Regions from separate parts of the Homo sapiens genome. Here regions 1 and 2 are each linked to region 3. The links are chromatin loops, found by intact Hi-C in ENCODE. Cell type or tissue: endothelial cell of umbilical vein. All regions are shown on one strand. Region 1 overlaps KALRN (kalirin RhoGEF kinase). Region 2 overlaps KALRN (kalirin RhoGEF kinase). Region 3 overlaps KALRN (kalirin RhoGEF kinase).

The links. Peaks named below come from ENCODE experiments on the same cell type or tissue, not always from the same donor. Only the 100,000 strongest peaks of a DNase experiment are listed, where the experiment ranks them.
Region 1: a loop joins it to region 3, with 2.1 times the contacts of the local background. A loop is called at or near these places in 4 of 110 quality-filtered maps.
Region 2: a loop joins it to region 3, with 6 times the contacts of the local background. A loop is called at or near these places in 6 of 110 quality-filtered maps.

The regions. Positions count from the first base shown.
Region 1 is chr3:124,410,923-124,418,922 of GRCh38, reverse strand. It overlaps KALRN (kalirin RhoGEF kinase), which reads right to left. Exons shown (of 60, transcript NM_001388419.1): 14 at 5,258-5,453. Among named protein-coding and RNA genes, the nearest start is that of MIR6083, 41 kb to the right of the region's middle. In endothelial cell of umbilical vein, no CTCF peak of the experiment used is centred here; DNase peaks (open chromatin) are centred at 4,742 and 5,342; H3K27ac peaks cover 563 bases.
Region 2 is chr3:124,556,012-124,564,011 of GRCh38, reverse strand. KALRN (kalirin RhoGEF kinase) reads right to left here. Exons shown (of 60, transcript NM_001388419.1): 34 at 923-1,169. All of the region lies in intron 2 of LOC105374076 (a long non-coding RNA gene), which reads left to right. Among named protein-coding and RNA genes, the nearest start is that of UMPS, 170 kb to the left of the region's middle. In endothelial cell of umbilical vein, a CTCF peak has its summit at 3,973 (motif pointing right); DNase peaks (open chromatin) are centred at 4,021, 4,661 and 6,131; H3K27ac peaks cover 950 bases; H3K27me3 peaks cover 1,014 bases.
Region 3 is chr3:124,464,433-124,472,432 of GRCh38, reverse strand. All of the region lies in intron 25 of KALRN (kalirin RhoGEF kinase), which reads right to left. Among named protein-coding and RNA genes, the nearest start is that of MIR6083, 94 kb to the right of the region's middle. In endothelial cell of umbilical vein, a CTCF peak has its summit at 4,043; a DNase peak (open chromatin) is centred at 4,082; H3K27me3 peaks cover 155 bases.

The DNA.
Region 1 (8,000 bases), 54 kb after region 3:
AACCACACCCCAGACCAATATCACCAGAATCTCTGCGGCTGGGACCCGACCATTAGTAAGTCTTAAAGCTCCAGGTGTGATTCCAACATGCAACCAAGATTATGAACCACTGGAAAAGACAGTACAGGAAACAGAGATATTCCTTCTGCTACACTCAGCAGAATGCTCTGCACTGGTGTTTCTTTAGGGCTAAAAGCCACAGCTAACAATAATAAGCGTTAGTTTGCTTTCCTTTGTTACCAGATGAGGGTACCACTTTAATTTCCTCAAGGAGAGAGGTGACTGTGGTCTAGAGTAAGATTTAGATATTTCTGGCTATGCTGCCCATACTTGTAACATGTTTTAAAAAACTGTTTGTGTTCTTTAAATATTGGTATCAGCCTCAGATACAGAACATCTTTTCTCTTTTCTTTTCTTCTCCCCTCTCCATTCCTCTGTCTGTGTCACTCCCTCTACCTAACACTCAGTTCAGAAATCACAAAGTCCTTTAATGAGGTTTTTAGATCAGTGTTCTCAACCCTGGTTGTACCTTAAAATCACCTGGGAAGTTAAAAAAAATCTGGGTCCACTCCAGACCAATTAACTAAGCCTCCCTGAGGGATGGAGCCCAGACATTGGTATTTTTAAGAAGTTCCCAGGTGATTCTCAATCTACCGACAGGTTAAGAACCATTGTTCTACATCAAGGTTTCTTCTTCCCTTCGTCTCAGCCCCTCAGATCCACATTCCTATTCACCCCAGAGTAGCTTTCATTTTGAAAAAAAAATAAAAATAAAAAGCCCACAGATTTTTTTTCTTTCCTTTTTGACACTAGTAAAATTATTTGTGCTCCATTATTTTTACCTACATCTGTTCCACCCACACTGATGTTCATTCTCGATTAATTCAGCAAACACTACTATTGAGAACTTGCTAGGCACAAGACACTGGCTCTGCTAGATGCTGGGAATGTAAAGAGGGAAGAAAGAATTTGTTCCTTCATGCTGCTGGAAAAACTACAGGAATACAAATAACTTCAACAGAATGCAGCATGTGCTAGAATAGGAGTACAAAATATACTAGTTGCCAAGCTTCACTGAACCCTTTCCATCCTCCCATGTTATCCCACTTCATCCTCACATGACCCTATGTGGTAAGGATTCTGATGATCACTACTTTTCAGAGGAAGGCAAGGCTTAGAGAGACAGGCGAACATGTACAAGGACACTCAGGTCCTAAGACATGTGGCCGGGATTTCAACCCAGGATTTCCTCTTTTGTATTCTAGCCTTTATGCTCAAGGAGAAGAGTGATCCTCACAAAACTTGATTTATTTTAAGAATTTATTTATTTTTAAACGTTGGGGTTGGGTTCTTCTCAGGCAAGGTAAATTTTAAGTATCATGGCCACAAACTCCAGAGATTTCTCATTTACAAACCTTGTATAAAGAGAGAACTTAACGCGTTGTGTAAATCACAAAAACAACATATCCATAGGGTACGTTGCTCTTGTCTTATTCCTAAAGTCAAGTGTAACAGTCGCACGGTCAGATTTCATGGGAGAGAAGAAGTATGGCCTGGCCGATGAGGGCAGCTAGGCTGAATTACGGAAAGTGAGAACTGGAGGGAACCTTAGGAATCAAGGCGTGCCACAGTAGACAGAAGAAGAAACTAAAGTCTAAAGAGAAAGAAAAGGGACTTCCAAAATCAGACTGCTAGTTGGTGGTGGAACTGGACCTTGAATTCAGCCAGCATGTTTCTCTCAACTTCTTTCAGCAAAACCTACCATCTCCCAACTTGAGGCTCAAATAGATGATTCCATTGTGAGGAAAGAACAATGAGCAAATTAAGAAATTGCTCCTGTTTACTCTATTCCTGAGCCTGATGTTAAGTTAAGCAAAGGCTTTTACTTTGGTTAGAGTTGTAGGCACACCAGAGGGATTTAGTAGAGCCTGGCTCAATATTATAAACTTCACACTTGAAAAGAAGCATATAAAAATTCCCTAGTTCCATTTGCTACTGTAAAATCAAAGCATAAGCCCTTATTTAGCATGGACTAAATACCAACAAAAGTTTTAATATTGCTAATTGTCCTTTTTCTAAGACTACAGTTTATTTTACCTTTAGTCCAAATACAGTCCATTAAACAAAGACTATAAATCCCCAAGCCATTTATTGCCTCAGTCCTGTGTCTCTGAAGTCTTACATTCCTCAGCCATTGGGGGATAAGGCCCACCTGGGCTCACCCCTTACCCCATCCCCACCCTCCAGCTCTGCTGTGAATCTACCCTCCATTTCCCTAAGCCCAGAAGTAAGTTAGATGCCTCCCCTGCAGAACCAGGCATTCAGCCATAGACAGGGAGTGAGCATTCCTAAAACCCCTGGATTCATTCTCTTAAAAGCCTCATGGGCTATGCCAGACTAAACAGCTAGCTGTGGTAGGAGCAGGAGAACAGCCAGCCTCAGTAAGAGGCACTGAAGAGGCCAAACCTCTTTTGACAAAGCTCATTTCTAGAACAGGATATTGTGGGGGTGGGCAGCCCATCTGCCTGGGGTGTTTTCACCCCACTCAGCCCTCATAGTTTAGGTGGACACCAAGCACAGCCCACCTCAGTCATAAGCAGTCCTCAGGGACTTTCAACTCCCAGTTGTCTTTCTGTTACTATGGATACTTGGCTCTTGGGACAGACGTTGGCTTGCCCAGGGTCACATCAGCACCCCGGTAGTAAGTGCTGCAGGTTTCCAGGCAGACAAGCCTCCTTTTCCTGCTGGACACATCTACCATGAGAGATGAAGGGTGAGCATCCCTGCATAGCTTCTCTGTCCATCTCTCTGCTAGATGGTGTGTGTGCATTCTCTTATGGTTCCCAGTCGTAGCTGCATAGACAGCTACAGTAAGTACCATGAGGGCAGGCCATGGGGCTAAATCCCGAGTCCAGGTAAGATTCCCAATCACAGAGAAAGGATTACAGTTTCCCCTACTTCCCTAATAAGGTACAGTCTGTGTCCTAGAACACTGACTCCCAGATTTTAATGTACACACCATTTACCTGGAGATTTTGTTAACATCTACATTCAGATTCACAAGTCTGGGATAAGGCCAGCAATTTTGCATTCCTAATCTGCTCCCAAGTGATGCTGGTGCTGCTGGGCCCAGGGCCCACACTGAGTAGCAACATGTTGGGTCAGTGGTGCACAAAATCACCTGGAGGGCTAATTGAACCACAGATTGCTGGGCCACACTCTGCTCACCCTTAGACTATTTAAGCAACACTGCCTTATTCATGAATCCACCTCTCAGATCAGTCTCTGCTTTGGAATTCTTTGACCCTTAGACTATTGAAGCAACATTGCCACGTACTCTTGTGTACAGGGCTTTAAGAGTATGCACTGTTTCAATGCCTATAGCAACTGCAAAGGAACCGCAGCAAACATGTATGTTATGGGATTCTGATGTAATGAGTTCAGGTATGAGCCCTTGAACTCGCATTTCAAACACATCCTCAGGTGATGCTAATGCTGCTGACATGGGGATCACATTTTGAAAGCCACTGTCCTAGGTCATTCCAGAGATGTCAGATGTTGTGATTTAATTATCACGAATAAAAGCAGTGGTTCTTGGCCCTGGCCACACAGTTGAATCACCCGAGGAGCTTTTTGCTGTTGCCCAAGTTCCATTTAGAGGTAGTTAAATCAGAATATCAGGGCATGGGGCCTGGGCACTGTCATTTAAAAAAAAAGTCCCCAGACAGACTGCAAGGTGAGTAGCCCTTCCTGGGACTACACAGAGCACTAGCTGCATACCTGTGAATAGGCCTGGGTTTCAGCTGCACACCTGTGAAACAGGCCTGGGTCTCAGAGGCAGTCTGTTCACAGCACAGATGAAAATTCAAGGACAGACTATGCTGACAAAAGTGAACAGAATTTACTAGACTGTCTCTCCTCTGGTCAGGAGTGAAGTCCCTTTGAATGCTGGTCTTTACTCTTTCAGGTCATCGAAAGAAACACAGTACTTTAAAGTTCAGTATGACTGCTAAGGTCCCCCTGACAATCTCAGGATTTCCATATCCTTCAGGATAAGCAGGGACATGGCCCAACTGCGTTTTATAGTTGATGGCCTTAGCTCCTGTCTACCTCGTGTTGGAGACTGAGGAACCTGAGCCAACAAGGACCCCGGTAGGAGGGCAGTGGAGTGGGTCGGAAGGTAGAGATCTGGGCTCTAGCACTCCCTTGAGATGTGACCAGCCATGTGACTTCTTTTCTTCTCAACCAGCGGTCCTCAAGATCACCATGGTGCTCTCTCCTTCTAACATCAAAGGATGACTTGGGGAGTGGGAAGTATAATAGTAAGGGCTCACTCATTTGTTAGATAAATTTTGAATAAATCTTGAGCAGGAAAAGAAGTTAAATCTGAGTAACTCAGCCGTGTTTTTCTGAGAAGTTATAAAATTATATGATCTTGTCATAAATTTTTATCATCACTGTTTATACTCACCCAAAGACCAGTGATTAACAATTGAGGAGACTGAGAAACAGGAACCGGAGACAAGGAGATAGCTTAGGAGTAGAGGATAGGGCTGGAGAATGCGTGCTGGCAGCAGGGATCGGGAGCAGAAGAGGAAACAACTACACATGTGTATACAATCCATATGAATGTCTGACTGCTTCTGGTTTGTTTTTCCAGGCTACCATTTTTTAAAGGAATCTGTGCTGATTGCCATCATTGATTCTCTCACTCTGTCTGCAGACCAGGAAACCCTGGCCCTATTCCCAACTTCAGCACAGCCTAACTGGGCAACCTTGGGCACTATTCCAGCTCTCATGGCTTCCGTTTCTTTTCTTTTTTTTTTCATCTGACTCTTGCCCAGGCTGGAGTGCAGTCGCATGGTCTCAGCTCACTGCAGTCTCCATCTCCCAGGTTGAAGCGATTCTCCTGCCTCAGCCTCCTGAGTAGCTGGGATTATAGGCATCTGCCCCCACACCTGGATAATTTTTGTATTTTTAGTAGAGAAGGGGTTTCACCATGTTGGCCAGGCTGCTCTCGAACTCCTGACCTCAAATGATCCACTCACCTCAGCCTTCCAAAATGCTGGGATTACTGGCATGAACCACCACACCTGGCCTCGTTTCCTTTCTTTTAAAAAAAATGTGGGTAAAAATCTCTATTCTTTGTATCTGTAGGAATAAAATGAATAAACGATGTGGCACTGCTCCTTGCAGGCTAGATGGTATGCTTGTTTTCATCATCTCCTCTGCCAGGAGAATGAGCGAGGTCACCCACCTGATGCCTGGACCTCCGTGATGTACTGGTGCAGATCCTGTCCCTGCTGGATAACCTCAAAGGTCATGTTGTTCATGGCTAGCTTCCGTTCTGTGTGGCGCTGCAGCCGCTGTTCTGCCAGGGTTAGGTCCTCTGTGTTGAAGTCATTCATCTGCCGAAGCAAGTCTTCATTCCAGGCGTCTAGCTCTGCTGTCACCTGTGAGGGAACCACTGTCATCAGCACAGGCTCACCAGGTCCACGAGAGATTGTTAGGTTAAGGCTCACAATTCCAAGCCTTATTCATGAATCCACCCCTCAGTTAAGTCTCTGCTTTGGAATTCTTCAACCCTTAGACTATTTAAGCAACATTGCCATGCACTCTTGTATACATGGCTCCAAGAGTGCTCTCTAGTGTTTCAATGCCTATAGCAACAGCAAAGGAACAGCAGCAAACATTCATATTATGAATTATGGCTTATAAAGTTTTTGCATACTCCTTGATGTTCAATCCTCACAATAACTCAATGAGGCAGGCATGGTGGAGATCTCCAGGTCCATATTCTAGGAGAGGAAGTTGACCCTCACACAGACAGATGGGGTTATTTACCCTGCCAGAGAGGGATAAAGTTCTTCTACTAACTGCAAAGACTTTGTCTACCATCCCACAGTTGTTGCTGTTACAATTTTCATAACTAAAGAGGTCCTCAGAAATTAAGTAGTATTTCAAAAACAGAAACTGAGGGCTAGAAAAACCTGGTGAATGGCCCAAAGTTACACAATCAGTTAAAGAGCTGGTGTCCATCAAACCCAAGGGTCCTGCTCTGGTTCCTGTGTTCTATTGTGCAACATTCTGTCCTTCTATTACAAAGGTTGACACCTAAAAATAGTGACTAAACAAAGTATAAATGTGTAGCATACCTCCAGGAATTCAAGCAGATTTAATCAATTGAAAGGCATTAATGATTCTAATGAATACTAAAGCATGTAATGAATGCAAACATTGCCTTAATAGCAGCTTGCTAATTGTTCATTTCTCTACACCTTAACTCACATGACTTCACTGGGTCTACTCTCAGTTTTCTGCAAATCGAGACTAAATCCTACACTTCCTTTACAATCTCTGCAATCATCCACAGACTAGGAAGTCAGAAGTACTGAACTAGATAATTCCACTTGTGTGAATCAAAATTAAAAGTTTTTAAAAGTGATTTTCAGATCTGCTATCTCATGCTACCCCGATGACACCCCTTGAAGGCGACAGCATGTGTACTGTCATCCTCTTTTCTCAGGAGACGAAAGTGTCACTCCAGGTCACACATTTCCAGGATGGCCCAGGCCATCTAAGCATATATCCCAGAGCCTTAGTTGAGTGGTTTTCATGATGCTGGGTCTCATGCCAGCTCCCACATGGCATAACCTTCCAAGTTATCAAAAACTGCTGCTCCAGGAGCATCAGGGACACAGGGAGACAGACGATGGATTGAAGCAAGTGGGAGCGGTGCTCTTATATTCCATGCTGGGGTACACACACTGGGATGGGAAAGCCAAGCAGCCCCTCACAAGGGGCTGCTGTCTGGGTCACAGGATTTCATTTTTTTTGTCTAACAACAAGACCTTTCTTCAAGCAAAATAGAAACAGATTAAATTGTACTTTCTCTCTTTGAAGCAGAAATGGGGAAATTGAAAATATCACTCTCACTGCCCTAGGTTCTCACTTCACACCCCACATCTTTTCAGGTCAATTTAGAGAACTGCTGAGCTCAGCAGGAAAACCCAGTATTACTTATTGTGGGGCATCCTTGGGGGATCTGGGAGCCACTGGGTTGGCAGGCAAAGTAGGTTTTTGTTAAAGCCCCATCTTTGAAAAGTACTTCATTCTCTAACTCAAGAAAGGGGTTAGACTGATGAGGCTAAAATAGATTATTTAAAAAGATAATTTAGCCTGGGTGCAGTGGCTTGTGCCTATAATCCCAGTGATTTGGGAGGCCAAGGCGGGAGGATCACTTGAGGCCAGGAGTTCAAGACCAGCCTGGTCAACGCAGTGAGAACCTGTCTCTCCAAAGCAAATAATAATACATTAGCTAGGCATGGTGGCATGCACCTGTTGTCCTTGCAACTTGGGAGGCTGAGGCAGGAGAATCACTTGAGCCCAGGAGTTCAAGGTTGTAGTGCACTATTATTATGCTACTGCACTCCAGCTTGGGTGATAGAGACCCTGTTTCTTAAAAAAAAAAAAAAAAAAAAAAAAAAAAGCATAATTTAAAGTATACATAGGCTTTTACAGTTTTTATAGAACTAGGCCTTTTTCGTTACTGTATGTTAAAAACTGAAGTATAATTTACATACAAAATACACATATTTTAAGCATTCAGTTCTGAGTCTTGACAATTTTATACACCCATGTAGTCATCGCCAAAAATAAACTATAGAGCCTTTCCATCACTCTAGAGAACCTGCTTGTGCCCCCTTCCAATCCATCCCTCCCCTTCCCAACCCACAACTAGGCACCAATTTCTGATTTCTATCATCATAGATGTAGTTTTGCCTATTCTAGAATTTAATATGAATGAAATCTTACAGAATTTTTTTTTAAACATCTGGCTTTTGTTCAACATGTTGTATCAAGATTCATCCACGCTGCTGTGTGTATGTTTAGTTCATTCCTTGCTACAGCTGAGTAGAGTATCATTGTACATATAGGCCACAGTGTGTTTATCCATTCTCCTCCTAATGAATTATTGGGTTGTTTCCAGTGTTTGGCTA
Region 2 (8,000 bases), 92 kb before region 3:
TTTTTTGAGACAGAGTCTCGCTCTGTTGCCCAGGCTGGAGTGCAGTGGCACAATCTTGGCTTGCTGCAGCCTCATGGCAACCTCAGCCTCTCGGGTTCAAGTGATTCTCCTGCCTCAGCCTCCCAAGTAGCTGGGACTACAGGTATGTGCCGCCTTGCATTTTTAAATTTTTGTAGAGACAGGGTCTCACTAAGTTGCCCAGGCTGGCACCTGCATTTCTAACAGGTTCCCAGGGCATGCTGATATTACTAATCCAGAGACCACCCCTAAAGAAACACTGTCATGAGGAGTTTAGTCTCCCTGGCATGAGAAAAAGTGAGTAAACAGGCATGTGAAGGGAACACAGAGCTTACATACAATAAAAGCCAAGGCTAGAATACTTTATCTGTTGAAGGCACATAAAGGAGTCATGGACCTCAAAGCCTGGCTGGGCTGAGGGAAGGATCAGATCTGACTCAGCTGTGGCTCCTCCCTGGGTGTGCCTGGTGTCTCCAGGTCAGCATGTGAGTACTTGGTCGGGGGTCAGAGAGCCAGAAGTTGCTGTGGAGCGGGAGTGGGTCAGTGGAGAAAGGATGAGTCTAAACCATATTTGGCCAAAGGTAGAAGAGGACTTTCCCGAATGTAGTGTGATATGATGGGAAAACTGGAAGAGATCTTGGAGGTTACTTAATTCAACCTTCATTTCCAAGATGAAACTGACTCAGGAAGGCTAAATGACTTTCCCAAAGTCACACACAGTTACTCGGGAGCTCTTCCTCTCCAAGTTCCCAACCCATTCTCTTCACAGTCAGGTCCCAAAGAAACCCCACAGGGTAAAAATGGGTCTGTGAGACAGGTCACTTCCATGGTGGTCTTCAGCTAGAGTCAGGCCAGCGCTCATGGCCTCCTTGGTCTGTGCCTCCCACCCGCTCTGTTCTCCTACCTTTCACCAAGGGGAAGAAGCAGTCCATCTCCACGCTGCTTCGGGAGTGTGAGATGCACAGGGCGCTGCTGGGGACCAGACCCTCCAAGGGCGGGCTCCGTTCGGTGGTACGGACCAGACACCAACCAGGCCGCTCGCTGGGCCGCTCCAGCAGCTCTACCGTCTGCCCCACCTGGATGGTCAGCTCACTGCTGTGGCCCGCACTGAAGTCCTGGAGGACCACTGTCAGCTCACATCCACCAGAGAGCTTTGGAGGGTGGTGGTGGAGGGAGTAGAACAGGAGGGCATGGAGGAAGGGGGGAGAAATATGGGAGAGGGTTGGTGAGAGGGGACGAAGGATGTGTGAGAGCAGAGGTAAGGAGGAAGAGAAGGGGAATAAAGAGGAAAAATGGTGTTTAGGGCAGAGAGATGGCAGAAGATGAAAAGGAGAGTTGAGAACAGGAAAGAAAACAAGAAAAAAATGTAATTAGCACAGTGCTATTCAATCACTCAGGCTTTCTAGCTGTAGCCACAGTCTGAAGCCTGCCCAGAACCAGGGCTTTGATTCTAATTCCTCTTACTTCGTTAGAGCTCATTATTCCTTTGCCAAGCTTCAGCTAATTGTGCCGTTAAACCCCTTCCCTATATGCCCCTTTACTCCTTCCAAGGGTTCTACCCTGTGCCCTGTCCCTGCCCTGACTACCACCCTCAGACTCCTATTGTATGGGCATCTATTCTAACTCACCCCTCCCATTAGATTCTCACTAGATGATAGGGAATAATGGAAGAGACAGCCTTCCTTCCTTCTAACCCCTGCAACACCTCCCATCCCCACCCCTTACTGGAGCCATCAGCCTAAAATCGAGGCTACGAGGACTACAAAAAGAATGGGGCTTCAATTCAAAGGCAGAAGTAAAGCAATGTCTGTCTGGGAGGGGAATAGCCTCAAAGGCTCAGGCACTGGGGACCAGGAGGAAGAATCAGAAGGGAAGACGGGCCACTTCTTACTTAGGAGCATACGCCCAGCCCTCATGCTCCATGCTGGCTTGTCTCCACACTGGCATCTTCCTAATTCACTGATCCTGGGGCAGAAGCAATAAAAGGGGTTGACAGGAACAACCCCTACTGGCTGAATGCTGAGACTTCTCACTTTTTCACCTTGGGGATTTGGCCCCACTTCCCCCCTTTCTTCTGGCTTCATATTTCCATGAGAATCCATTCGGTTATTAGTTTGTCTCATAGAACTAAGTACAGTCTCCCTCTTGGAAGAGCAGCTGCACTTAGAGGCAGAGTGACAGGTAGGGAACGGAAGGAATGAGGAGGCTGAGGCCCAGCTTGGTAGCCTGTTATCCTCTAAAGTTCACCCCAAAAGCAGTTTGGAGGCAAAGTCCTTGCACCACCTCCAGGAATTCGACTTCAGTCTGTGCATCTCTGATTTAAGCCTTCAGGGCCCAAATTTTCTGCACCAGTGGCCATATTAGTGCACTTGTCCAAATATGTTGTGTAGCCATTTCACACACATTCTGGGAAGCTTCTGCCCAGTGGCATACACAGTGAACGCCACAGTGAGTAGATAATTAACAGTCCCACCAGGACCAAAAGCTCAGCATTCAGGACTGTGAGAGATTTACACTAAAGGGACTTCGATATCAGAGGGGGCTTGAAACGGTTAAAATAATGCATCAGACTGATGTTGGCAATATGCATCACCACCAGTTACAGGGCAGGGAGTCTGTGCTAACCACGTCCCCATAGGACTGCCATTGGGATCAGATCAGGAAATCTGCAGGACAGAAGGTAGAAGGTAGAAGGTGGAAGGAGACAGAAGAAAATATTTTTCCATTTAACTCTCCTGGTCCCATTAAATGCAGTCTTCACTCCCCCACTCTCCTGGTGCTATCCTCCTTAAAAACATCACAGAGAGAAGGATTTTGTGGGATGGAAACACCTCAAATCTCTAGAGTACTTTTACAGTTAGCAAAATACCTTTGCATTAATTATCTACTTGGTCCTCACAATAACCAGGTGGTACTATCATCTCCATCTCATACATCAGGAAATTCAAGCTCAGAAATGTCAATATCAGTGGTTAGGCATTGAGTATACATAAAAATCATGTGGAGAGCTAATAAAATGGAGATTCCCTAGCAGTTCCTTCTCTTGCTCCACCCCTCAATCACACATCATGATTCAGTAGGCCTGGGTTAGGGCCTGGGAATGCCTTCCACTGCCCCCAGACAGGGTCTCATTCTGAAACCCAGGCTGGAATGCAGTGGTGCAATCTTGGCTCACTGCAGTTTCTACCTCTCTGGCTCAAGTGATCCTCCCACCTCAGCCTGCTGAGTAGCTGGGACCGGTGTGTACCCAGTAGGTGGTACAGGTGTGTACCACCACACTCAGCTAATTTTTATTTTTATTTTTGTAGCGACATGGTCTCACTATGTTTTTCTTGAACTCCTGGGCTCAACTGATCCTCCCGCTTCAGTCTCCCAAAGTGCTGGGATTCAGATTCCAAAGTGCTCTGTAAGAAATACACTTCATATTTTGACCAGGGAACACTACATGTGAATAGATTTATCACTGAAACACAAGCTCCACTCTGACATTCTATTTTATGTTTTTCTCTATTGCTGTTGACATCCCACTAATTTGATTCCACCTCGCTAATGGACTCTGTAGAATGCCGGCCTAGATGACTGAAATTCTTTCTAACTGAGAGACTCTCTATCACTGAGCTTCTGCACCTCAGTAGAGCTGCTCCTCTGCGACCACGCCAGGGGCTCAGGGTTGCTTCTTGAGGCCAAGCTCACACATAGCTGGGGATGCAACTTGCAGCCCTTTCAGGGCAACATGGTTGAATCCAGGGATGAGTGTAGTCCTTTTGCAGACTGTTAGAGCAGAAGGGGCCTGAAGCTCTAGTTGCAAACAGCCCAGCATGGCACCCAGATACAAGACCCACTTCCCTCTAGGGTGGGTTACAATCAGACCCATGGGCTGGACGGGAGAGGATAAAAATCAGGCTTCTGTCTCTCTACAATTCAAGACACAGTTCCTGGCGAGAAGCCTAGATACGCCACTAGATGGCAGTGTTTGCCTCCTGTAGGCTGCCTAGTCCAGCCAAAGGAAGAAGTGGAAACAAGATCAATGGGCAATTTCTTCCATGCTCACACGTTGTAGACAACCGGGCTCAAGCTTTAGATACAGCCCAAAAGCCATTATGGTTCAAATAGATGATGAATATCCTGGTTCACTTCACCTCAATGGCTTGATCAAAAAGATATACTACACCAGGTCCCTACCCTGGCAAGAAGCGAATTCCAAAGAATGGCCAACAAGGGAGGGTGCTGGGGAAATGGTTTGAGGGGTCAGGCAGAGCTGCTCCTGCAACAGTCCCTCCCATCCTCTCCTCCAGGGATGCTGTAGGGTAAGATTCTAAGACCAAAGTTATTCCTACTCAGGGAGATGCTGGGAGCTGAGTAGGCAGCACAGAATCTCGGCATGCATTCAGGTTATGTTTTTGATTCTTCTCTGATCTTGTACCCCTGCTTCTGGAATCTTCTCTCATCTTACTCCCCTCACTGTATGCTCCCACTCCAGCAGCGAGTCCCTGTCTGGCCTTTCATGCCTAAGTCTTGGCCCCCTTCCCAGGAGCTCTCAGATATTTTCTCTGCCTAATTCCCTAGAACCCTGCCTAAGGCCTGCTAAGCCTTCTTGATGCTAATTGTCTGCCTGGCTTCCCTCCAAGTGCCTGCTGCTGAGTCACCATCCAACTCCTTGTCCTTACTTTCCCAGTCTCTCTCCTTTCTGGGTCCTGGCCATTCCCAGTGGGGCCTGTTCCCCTGCTGACCAATCCCTGGGTGGACACGGCCTCCTTCACCCTCCGCAATGCTTCCCAGAGGGGCAGAAGGAGCTCCTCCTGTCCTCACTTTCCTCCAGCTCCACAGTGATAGCTGTGCTGGCTTCTTTCCAGCATGGACCGCTACATACATAAGGGACATTTCGTAACCACTCTTTGTAACTCCATCTGCATTTTCAAAGTTCTCACGTTCACCAGAAATGATCATTTTCATTTAGGTCTATTTTTACATGATTAATATTTGGGGATTAACTGAACCTCCTTCTTGTATAAACTGTGTGAGCTAGATTGTCCCTTTGAGCTTCCTCATGTTATGGAAAAGACACAGTTATTCTGTGATGGTTTCCCAATGGCATCCAGAGAGTGAGGACAGGACCCCTGAAGAATTCTCCTGTTGTCATTTCAGAGCTTCCATTTGTGCACCTCTGTGTCTCTGCTCCATTCTCCAAGGCAGCATAGCCTCGTTTAGGGCATGGGCTCTGCAGCTCCTCACCAACTGTGTGACCAGGAGCAAGTTACTTCACCTCTTTGTCTCAATTTCTTCATCTGTCAAATGGGGATAATGACAGTATCTACTTCACAGCTTGTTGTGAAGATTAAATGAGATAGTATTAAAGCACCTAGGATAGTGCCTTAAGCAGAGAGAGCTAAATGATTGTCTAAAAAATAAGTTCTGGGCTGGGCGCAGTGGCTCGTGACTGTAATCCCAGCATTTCGGGAGGCCGAGGGCGGTGGATCACTTGAGGTCAGGAGTTCCAGACCAGCCTGGCCAACATGTTGAAACCCTGTTTCTAATAAAAATACAAAAAATTAGCCAGGTGTGGTGGTGCACACCTGTATTCCCAGCTACTCAGGAGGCTGAGGCAGGAGAATTGCACAAACCTGGGAAGCAGAGGTTGCAGTGAGCCGAGATCATGCCATTGCACTCCAGCCTGGGAGTCACAGTGAGACTCCCTCTCAAAGAAAAAAAAAAATTCTGGCGGTATTAGTGAATTATTATTTAAATTTGGGAGGAAAGGAGTACAGAAGAAATTTTAAACATCAATTTTGATGGCATGTTGTTTGGTAACAGACTGTATCAACTGTATATATGCATATACATTATTATGTAAGTGAATCCTTTTTTTTAAAGTAATCTTCATGGAGTTTTGCCCTAACTAGAAGAACTGACCCTGAGGCTCACTAGGGAAGGTGACTCAGACCTCCCTCAAATCAGCACATACTTTTCCTGTTATGATAAAAACAAAGACATGGTGGGACCGAGGAATCCCTTATGCAAAATGAGGATTCACTCTTGCCTCTTCATTCCGCATTGCTTTCCAGGAAGCTTCCATGTGAAGAAGCCCCCTTACCCCAGAATCTGATACCTGCCCTCAATACTTGCCAACTGAGCCTTCTAACTGTGAATACTGACTTCTGACACTGCCTTGCAGAGCACTTGGATCTGATACTCTTGACAGAGGGGGAGCTGTGCCCAAGAGCGCCCATCAGATAAGTCCGACCTCCTCTTCCTCCCCTGGCTGCCTGCCCTGCAACTTCTTCCATCTGATCATCTGATTCCTCCACAACTCTTAGCCAGCCTTAGGCACCAAGTTCACATGAATTAACATCTACATATGAACAGCCTCACAGGAGGCCAGAGCTGGCTGGCAAAAAATGTAAAGCTGGAGCATATCTACTTGGCACAGTTTCAAGGGCACCGTGAAGTCCTGCCAACTCCTGTGCAAAAACTGTCTTTCTCTCCTCCCCTCAACACTCCCTGCACCTGCTGCTAATGCCTGGAATTCCTCCATCAGAAAGTGATTTCATTTAATTAGGTAATGTCCCTTAACATGAAACACCTCAAACCAGACTATGATTCCCTTCCAAATGCAAAAAGATGAGATGCACCACACAAGTGACATGCAGCTGTACTTTAAGCATGAAAATGCTCATAATAGCATTTTTTCAAATGAAGAAAATTTTACAACAATAACATCACCGCCCCCCTGCCCCAATACTAAAATATAAAAATCTACCCAGTGGGAAGTGGATGAGGGTTAAAAAGCTACCTATTGGGTACTATGCTCACTATCTAGGTGACGGGATCATTTGTACCCAAAACCTCAGCATCACACAATATACCTAGGTGACAAAACTGCATGTGTAACCCTTGAATCTAACATGGAAGTTGAAATTACTTAAAAAACCTAACAGGAAGGGAATGGTTAAATAATTATGATATATCTACTAAGTGAGTAATTAATTATGCAGCCATTAGATTATTTATAAAGCTTTGTAATAGCTTAAATACTTATATAAAGTAAAAAATTTTTTAAGAGGACAAGACGTACAGTTGTATATATAACTGTGTGAACATCATCAACAACTTAGCAACCCTATTCATAGGAAACAGAAGGAAAATTCGTTGAAATGTTAACACTGGTATTGTTGGGTGGTGCACTCTGGGTAATTTTCCCTCTGGCTTTCTGATCTCCAGTATTGCCCAGTGTTTCTCACATAAGTGCTGCTTTATAATGAAAGTAATGATAACATCAACAATAACAATCTCTAAAACAAATCAACAAAGGTAATGGGGAAAAATGCAAATATTTCAAGGAGGTGTAACACTTTGAGGGGAGAAATGGGGGAGCGGATAGACAGTTTCCAATTTTGCTCTAGGGCCACTATAGAAGCTTCAGGAAAGCCCCAAATTGCTGATGATGCTTTAGTATAGCTGCTTCAAATCCTTCCTCTACTAAACTTCTGTCCTCGCCCTACTATAAAACTCTGAAGGCTTCTCCAGAAACTAGGTTCCATTAAAAGAGCTTAGTGCTGTGCTTTTATCTTGAATTGATTATAATTTTTTTTTTAGCAAATGTGTAAAGCAATGTCTGGGCATTTAGGAACATTGTCGTGGAGCTCTGGGATTTCATCAGTTTGTATGTTGGAAGCCCATGGAGCTGCCAGGTCCAATTAAGAGGCTAAAGCTTACAATTTACTTTATCTTTGCTTGCTGGAACTGTGGCTTCTACTAACTGCAACTGAAGGAGCTGTTTGGTTTAGTTGTTTCCCATGGTGTGTAAATGAGCACCATGGTCCCCTGGTCTTGCAGGTCTTGTGAATTGCATAGTAATTAATAGTGGGAAGAATGCAGGAGTGGGAATCAGGAGGCCTTGGTGCTGGTGCAGGTTTTACCCATGTATGACACTCAGCAAACCCCTTCCCTTCTTCATACCTAAATTTCCTCATTTTTAAGATGAG
Region 3 (8,000 bases):
CAGGCATGAGCCACCGTGCCCAGCCTGGGCCCTTCTCCCTTAAGAGTAGCCAAAGAAATGGTAAAACAGCCTGGATCAGGACATTCCACACAGGATAAAAAATTGTTTTATTGTGTCAGAAGTGGCAAGGATACCCATGATGACTCAGGGAGAGCCATTCCTTGACTTATGACCCAAGGATAATTGGCCTGGTCACTTTAATTTGAAGTAAACAATGATAATTATGTCTAAAGAATTGATCATTGATAGAAAGACAGTGCTGGCAATTTTATTTAAAATCTGATCAATTTCAATAGAGCAACACCCTGACTTTTGTGATAGCAGCTACCAAAAACCTATGGGAAGATGCACAATTTGAAAATCCTCAGGAAGCAAAAATACTATAACCAGAATTAAATGCACAGCATATAATTTTCATGAGGAATGCCTTTCTGTAAAATGAAGGTTGTTTTTTTTTTTTTTTTTTGAGACGGAGTCTCACTCTGTCACTCAGGCTGGAGTGCAGTGGCGCAGTCTCTGTTCACTGCAAGCTCTGCCTCCCAGGTTCACGCCATTCTCCTGCCTCAGCCTCCCGAGTAGCTGGGACTGCAAGCGCCCGCCACCACGCCTGGCTAATTTTTTTGTCTTTTTCTTAGTAGAGACACGGTTTCACCATGTTAGCCAGGATGGTCTTGATCTCCTGACCTCGTGATCCGCCCACCTCGGCCTCCCAAAGTGCTGGAAAATGAAGGTTTTAACAGCAGTTACCACTAGCTCACCCATCTGCCTACCCCCAGGTCTGACTTTCTTCCCCTCCCACAACTGAGCACAAGTTAAAGAATCAGCATTCACACTTGGTCACAGTTGTGAAAGGGTCTTCCAAAGCTTCATCCTCCTCATCTTTAAATAACAACTTTGCTGAGGTGGGCAGATCACCTGAGGTCAGGAGTTCAAGCTTAGCCAACATGATGAAACCCCGTCTCTATTAAAAATACAAAAAATTAGCCAGGCGTGGTGGTGGGCGCCTGTAAGCCCAGCTACTCAGGAGGCTGAGGCAGGAGAATCGCTTGAACCTGGGAGGCGGAGGGTTGCAGTGAGCTGAGATCGCGCCATTGCACTCTAGCCTGGGCAACACGAGTGAAACTCCATCTCAAATAATAATAATAATAATAATAATAATAATAATAATAATAATAAAACTTTGTGGGGGTGCTTGTAAGGATTTAATAAATCCACAGGTAAAAAGAACCCAACCCAGTGCCTGGCACACAGTAGACACTAAATAAACAGTAGTTCTTCATGATCAGTGCTTCTCAATCTTAATAAACTCATATTCTCTTTGGTAAACATGTATCTGACCCTCTTCCCCACTCCTGGAGACTTATATTTAGGGGGAACTCCCTACCAAGCCCTTGCTGAAAAATCTGCAGCAGGTTACTTTCTCCTAAACCATATCCTGGGAAAATCTTGATTGGTTATTATGTAACATTTAGATTCCAAGGTCACCTTGTTTGGGAAATGTTGGGCTAAGGTGGTTTTTTTTGCTGAAGAACTTCCAAAATCCTATAATATGTTGAGTTACACTATAAACCTCTGAAGTAAATACAATATGCAGTGCTTCTCAAACTTCTTTGTGCTTGCAGCACTTTTGGGGCGAGTATCAGACTTTGTCTCAAGGAACACTCTTGGAAAACTCTAGTTAGCGGTCCCACACCTGGTTGTACATTGCCTTCTGGGGTTACTATCTGAGCAAATGCATTGTTTAGAAATGCTTCCTGGGTAATTCCCACACATCCAGTCCATAGATGAGCATTTAAAGGCAACTGTCCTAGATTCCAGGATGCTTCCAGATGGCAAATCCTACATCGGCTCTATAGGATTTAATTTAGGGGGAGAAAGCTAAGAACATTTTTTTTTTTAAAAAACCTATTCAGCTTGTGCCAGGCATACCAATTGATAAGTTTGAATAAGATATTCATTACCATCTCAATGTAAATGTTGAAAGTAAGTGGCAATATTAAACTCTGTTTTACTTCTTAATTGGAAGCTTATGAAGATGACAGATTATGTAAGTCTGATCCATATTATTCTACTTACTTCAAATAGACATGATGAATTCAAATTAAAGCAAAACAGCTCACAACTCTCTTCACAAATGATGAAACATTTCACCTTAGCTGTTCTATAGCAGCAATTTGGCCCTCACTACTCCAATAATTACATGTAATAAATTGTGAAGGAATGAGCAAAGCAAGTCATTTGTGTGAATGTCTGGGGTTCTTTCAGAAAGGAATAAAACTTTTAAAGAAATGTCAAGATCAAGGCAATGCCATTACTCTATTAAATTATTATAATTTAATATATTATGCAGTTACTTTATGAGGAAAATGCTTCCTTTTGGCTTTGTACACAATCCTGGGAAATGAAACTGCTGGCATTTATTAACAGAAAGCTTTCTGAGTTTTGTCATTAAATATGATAGAAACAGCACTATTTCAAAGGTACTGGACTGGTTCTGTTATTCTCTCTGAAGATGAATTTGGTCTAAAATCTCACTGCTTCTGGGGAAGTGTATCCTTCATTAAGGAGCGCACAATCTTGTCAGCAAACAGACTTTACATCAAGGGTGCAGTCTGCATCTAAATGGAAATAACTATTTGATGACCTTGTATGTCAATGTGCATTTGCTTGTTGGAACGCCAGAGGTGGTGATAGGGGAAGGGGCCTGTTGTGGCAACGGGAAAAAGAGGAACAACGTGGAGCATACATTTAAAAATTAAGTCGGAAATGGGGTGGGGAGAAAGGTGTGAGGTTCATGTATTTATAGGAAGTCCAGGACATTGCCTTCTTTTCAAAGCAAGGCTGGGTAACTGCCTTCATGCAAGTAGAGCTAGAGATTATTTCTAAAGAATCCATTAATGACCAGGCAGATTCAGAGCCTAGAACATAAGAGGCTCTAGACCATAGGGGCTAAGATAGCCGGTTAGCATACTGGAGCAGGTATTAAACTAATGGAGGGTCATGTACACTCAGGGAAAGGTGCTGGATTTTTCATGTAACAGTTCCAGCACAGTTGGATCACCCAGGCTGAGCCATGAGAAGCACCTGGCTTTGTCCCTTCATTTCACACTTGACACTTTAGCTCAGGTTAGGGATGAAGAGGAAAGGTCTGCAGGGCTGGACGCCCATTCAGCACATCACACTCTCAGCCTCCAACCACAAGCAGCAAAATTTACCTTGCTGCATGGTTACCTGTTGAATATGTTTTTGCCAATATCTTCTAACTTTGTCTAATTTGTGTGATCAGATGAATAAAGTTATTTGCATAGATATATACCAAGTTTAATGTTAAAATAAAATACAAAAGATTAATCTTATGCTTAATGTTACTCATCTCCAATAAGGTGGTGTTTAGCAACCAGGCATGGATGCTAAGAAGTTAGTGTGTAAAACAAAAATTAACATTACTTTGACACATCCAAACGAAGTGTTTAGACTTTGTCTTGTTTTGGGTATTCCCTAACGTCTATAATCAGCCCCAATGTTGATAGCTTACTGAAAACACAAACAACAGTAACAAGACCACAGCTACATTTGTATAGGGCTCCTCTGATGGGTTCTGCAAGTTACCTCTTCAAGTGTGCGTTTGGGGACCAAAGAAAAATCACAACAGGCCTTCCCCTTCCTCTTTCCTTAACATTTGACTATTAAGAAAATGACAGCTGGATTCTTTGGCTGTGTCACTAATTTTGGTTTGGGCAGATCATAAACCTTTGTAAGTTTCAGTTTCTATAGAGCAAGGGAGAACTAGATTATCTTTAACGATTTCTTTCGGGCTTTTATATTTGATAATTCTATGATTTTCCATACGTGAGAAACCACTAACACCAAAGGCATTTGGAGTGGGGGAAGAAGCTTAGAAAGCATAGAACATGCACATTTTAAGCAAGGGTGTGTGTGTTGGGAAGGGGTAGGAGGGGCAAAGAGGGAGGAAAAGGTAGCAGCAGCCTGACAGGGCGGCCTTTCCCCAGTGGCCTGAACTGCACATCCCTTCTCTCACCACCTGGTGGAGCTAGCGCTCTGCCGTGCAGCCATGGATCAACCCCCCCCTTGTGTTTCAAGGGGTTGTAAAATCAATTTATGGGTGGCAACCAGAATTTTAAAAAAGAGGAGGAGGAAGAAATAGAGCCTAACACAAAATACCACAGTGCATCACACATAATGCAGGTGTTTTTCAAAATTTAACTTCCCTGTTATATATAGCATATATGCATGCGTATATCAGGGCATAATGTACAGTCTTTTTCTTTGGTTCATGATAAAAATGGTTTGAAAAACACCACCTTGCTCATTCTCCCTCAACAGGATGGTAGCTCTGGGAAGGTCTAGGTCTTTATCCATCTCTTTCCCTCGATCTCCTTCTCCTCATCCCCTCCCCTTTCCCTAGGGCCTCTTTCCGCAGATGGATCTACCTACCTACCTACCTGCCTGACTACCTACCCTACCTACCTATCCACCCTCCCACCGTCATTGCCTCCCTCTGGCTCTCCTGCTTCTCTCCTTCTCTATCTCTTCCTTTCTCCTTATTATCTGTCCACTTCATGGTTTTCTCACTTATCCTCTATCCACCTAGCTCTCTCTCCTCCTTTCCTTTTGTCTCTCCCTACATTTCTGAATTGCACTATCTCTGCCCACCACCTCTCCTTTCTTTTCCTCGTCTTACAGACATGGATGTGAGAAGACCCAGCCTACCTGGGAGTGCGACAATGAGACCTCTCTCTGCTTCCCATGACCCAGGATGGAGCCCCACTCCCAAACCCCCTATTGCCTCTCTCAACCTCCCTGCTAGACTTCACCACTTTTCTCCCTTGCAGGGCCTTTGTTCAAACTTTATTCCATCATCAAGGAAGCCATCCCTGCCTGTAAAAATCCCACCCCTTATTTAAATTATATCTCAAATGCCCCCTTCTCCATGAGGCCTTTCCTACTCTCCAACTGAGGCTATTTTCTTTGTGCTCCACTTGTGCCCACCTCCACCCTTATTGCAGACAGATATGTCATTCTCAGAACCCAGAGGGCAGAGGCTGGGTTCAATCACAGGGTACCAGCTTCATCTCCAATCTAGCCACCTTTGGCCCAAGGGAGGAACTCTGGGAAGTTGACTGAAATGTGGCTGTGGTTCAGTCGCTCATTGGGGTGCCCTTCCCTAAATTCCCCAGCCTCGATTTTACCCCTGCTGCTCACCCCTCACTGCTCCTGGCTGACCCTGGCCTGGTCAGTGCTCCCAGTTCAACCTCACACATCTCTGGTCCTGCTCCTTCGGAGCAGGGAACACCAGGTTGGGAGGGCAGTGGCTGGTGGCCAAGGCCAAATCTAATAGCTTCCAGCCAAGCCTGGAGGGAGGGAGTGTGCAGAAGGGGCATCTAACCTTGGTGGTTGGTCCCTAATTTGAAAATCTAGACCTTGCTGAAAACTGATTTATTTCAGGTAATTGTTGTAGGGGTGTGGCACAAGAATGACATAGCTCTGGGAGAAATGGGTAGAAATATTCATCAAATTCTAAGATCCACATGGAAGCTGTTTCACTATGAATTAAACCAGCCAGATGTGGCAGCCACCATTGGTGGTCTAGGGAGTGAGAGAAGGGGAGAGAGTGCTGAAGTGGGAGACCAAGCCCTGGAATCTAAATCCTCACTTTTAAGGAAAGGGGAGGGGCGCACACTGGGCAAGTAACGACTCCTCTGGGATTGTCTCCTTGTCTGTACATGGAGAGGGTTGTACTTGATGGTTGAGAGGACCCTCTGAGCGCTGGGAGTAGAGATTTTATGAAAATGTTATTGCTCAGACTCACATATGACCCTATCTCCAAAAAACCAAAAAGGAAGAAGTTCAGATTTAACAGAAGGTGATGAGCATTTTAAACAAAAAGCTGTCCACAGCAAAGTTGCAAATCTAATAACAGCAAGCTGAAAACAAATTATTTTCTTGAATTACAAGTTGTATGCTAGGCAAAATGGGAAGACTGCATTAACAAAATCATTACTGTCTAGGGATCTACTAATGGAATATATTCTCCTGTCTGAGTGCTCCAGGAATGCTTATAAAATGCAATCAAAATAGGTCTAAGTCTTGTGTAGATAAGTAAATTTCATGATTATATAGTTATTTCTGTAGGAAAGAGAAGTAGTGCAAAATGGGGAGAGTGGAGGGCAAAACGAAGTATCATTCCACTTCAGTCTCCGGTTTGTGTTAAAGCCAATGTTTGCAGGTATTAAATTCTACATATTAAACTGTTCTTTAAAGAAGTTTTGGTGCTGGGGAATTTCCCCATTCAATACCTATAAAGACAAAGGTCCTTGAGACAGACAGATCACAGACACACACACACACACACACACACACACACACACACACACACAGAGCAAGAGAGAGAACTAATCCTGGTTGCAATTTTTCAAAGTGACACCATTTAGACAGATCAATACTATCTAGTTAAGATATGTATTCACCACATAACCCTTGGTCTAGGTGCTAATTTTCTAGTGACTTAGCTAATTAAGTTAGCAAGGTCGTGTCAATCTCAATCCCTTTCTCTCTCAATCTCTCAATCTCCCAATATTCCTTCCTCCTGCTCTCCCTCCCATAGGCTCTCTCTGGATTACAGGCAGATAACCTGAGCTATGCACTAGAAATGAGAGGAGCATGTTTCCGTTAGACAATGCTTAATTGCAACTTTGGAATAATACAAACAATTGGGGTTAAAAAGCATCCTTTGATTTTTTTTCATATTCAGAAGTGACAATTTCGGACAAGTATTTCTGAAGAATAAATAAGTATTAGGACAACTGCATGGTCCAGCCAGTAAGAAGCTTCCAAGAAACTCCTTCATGTAGAAATTAAGTTATTTTGCTCTTCCAGATGGTTCTTGTAGTGATGGGGAAAAAATCATACCTAATGGTTTTCTCTGTCTTGAGACTTTTACAAACAAAAGATTAAATTATGACTTGAATGGTATTAGCCATAAGTCTGCAAATAGTAATTTTATCTTCAGTTTGTTCATCCATGCATTCACCTACCAAACAAATATTTACTCAATGTTTACTTATGTGCCAGGTACCTGATTATGCAGTGAAAGATGTTCTCCCCTCTAAGCTGTCCCTTAGAGTTTACAATTCCTGCATTTTCTAAGTTGGCTAACTGCCATTCTATCTCTTATTTACTAGAGATTTTAGAGGTGTTATGTTTTCTTCATTAATCAAAATTTGTAGGACACAAGCAGAAAGCATACATTATGAGTACAGTAAAGACAGCCCACAGATCCTGTAGGAAATTAATATGAAGCTTGATTTTCTTAGATATTTCCTTAAATTGCAGATAATTAAACCATTAATTTATTTTTGGTCAATAGCTTTCTAAATGCAGTACAGTTATTTGCCTTTAGTGCGGAACATATTCATGACTCAGGGTTACTGCTAATATTAAGTATGCTATGCTGTAACACAGTGGCTGTATTGGGCCCTATGGTGGGATACAGAATGGTTTGCACCAATACTGAGTAGCCCTTGACCACTATGAGGTTTTTTTTTTTTTTTTTTTGGTTCTATTGCCTACTGTTTTTGCAGTTTGTCTTCTTTAGACAGCTGCTGGTATCCCACTACTCACTCAAGTTCTTGATTCTTGTTTGCTGTTTCTAAATAGCTGTGGGCTTACAAACTATATAATCAAGAGGTAAAGAGGTTGTTAGGGAGGATAGAAAGATGCTTCTATGAAAAGACAAGAACTTAATTTTTGTGGCATCTTCTCTGGTTGTTGAGAGGCTAGTTGTTATTTTCTTTTTCTTTCTTCATAATATTCTAACTCGATAATATGTGCTGGGTAGCTGTGTTCTTGATAGTTGGATTTATTCCTCGATTTACAGCATGCGAGATTCTCTATGGTTTAATTTGATTTTTTAAAAGGATTTCTTAGAACTATATATTGTAACTGGTAGGTAGATTTTCAGCTATTTAGAAAACTACAAA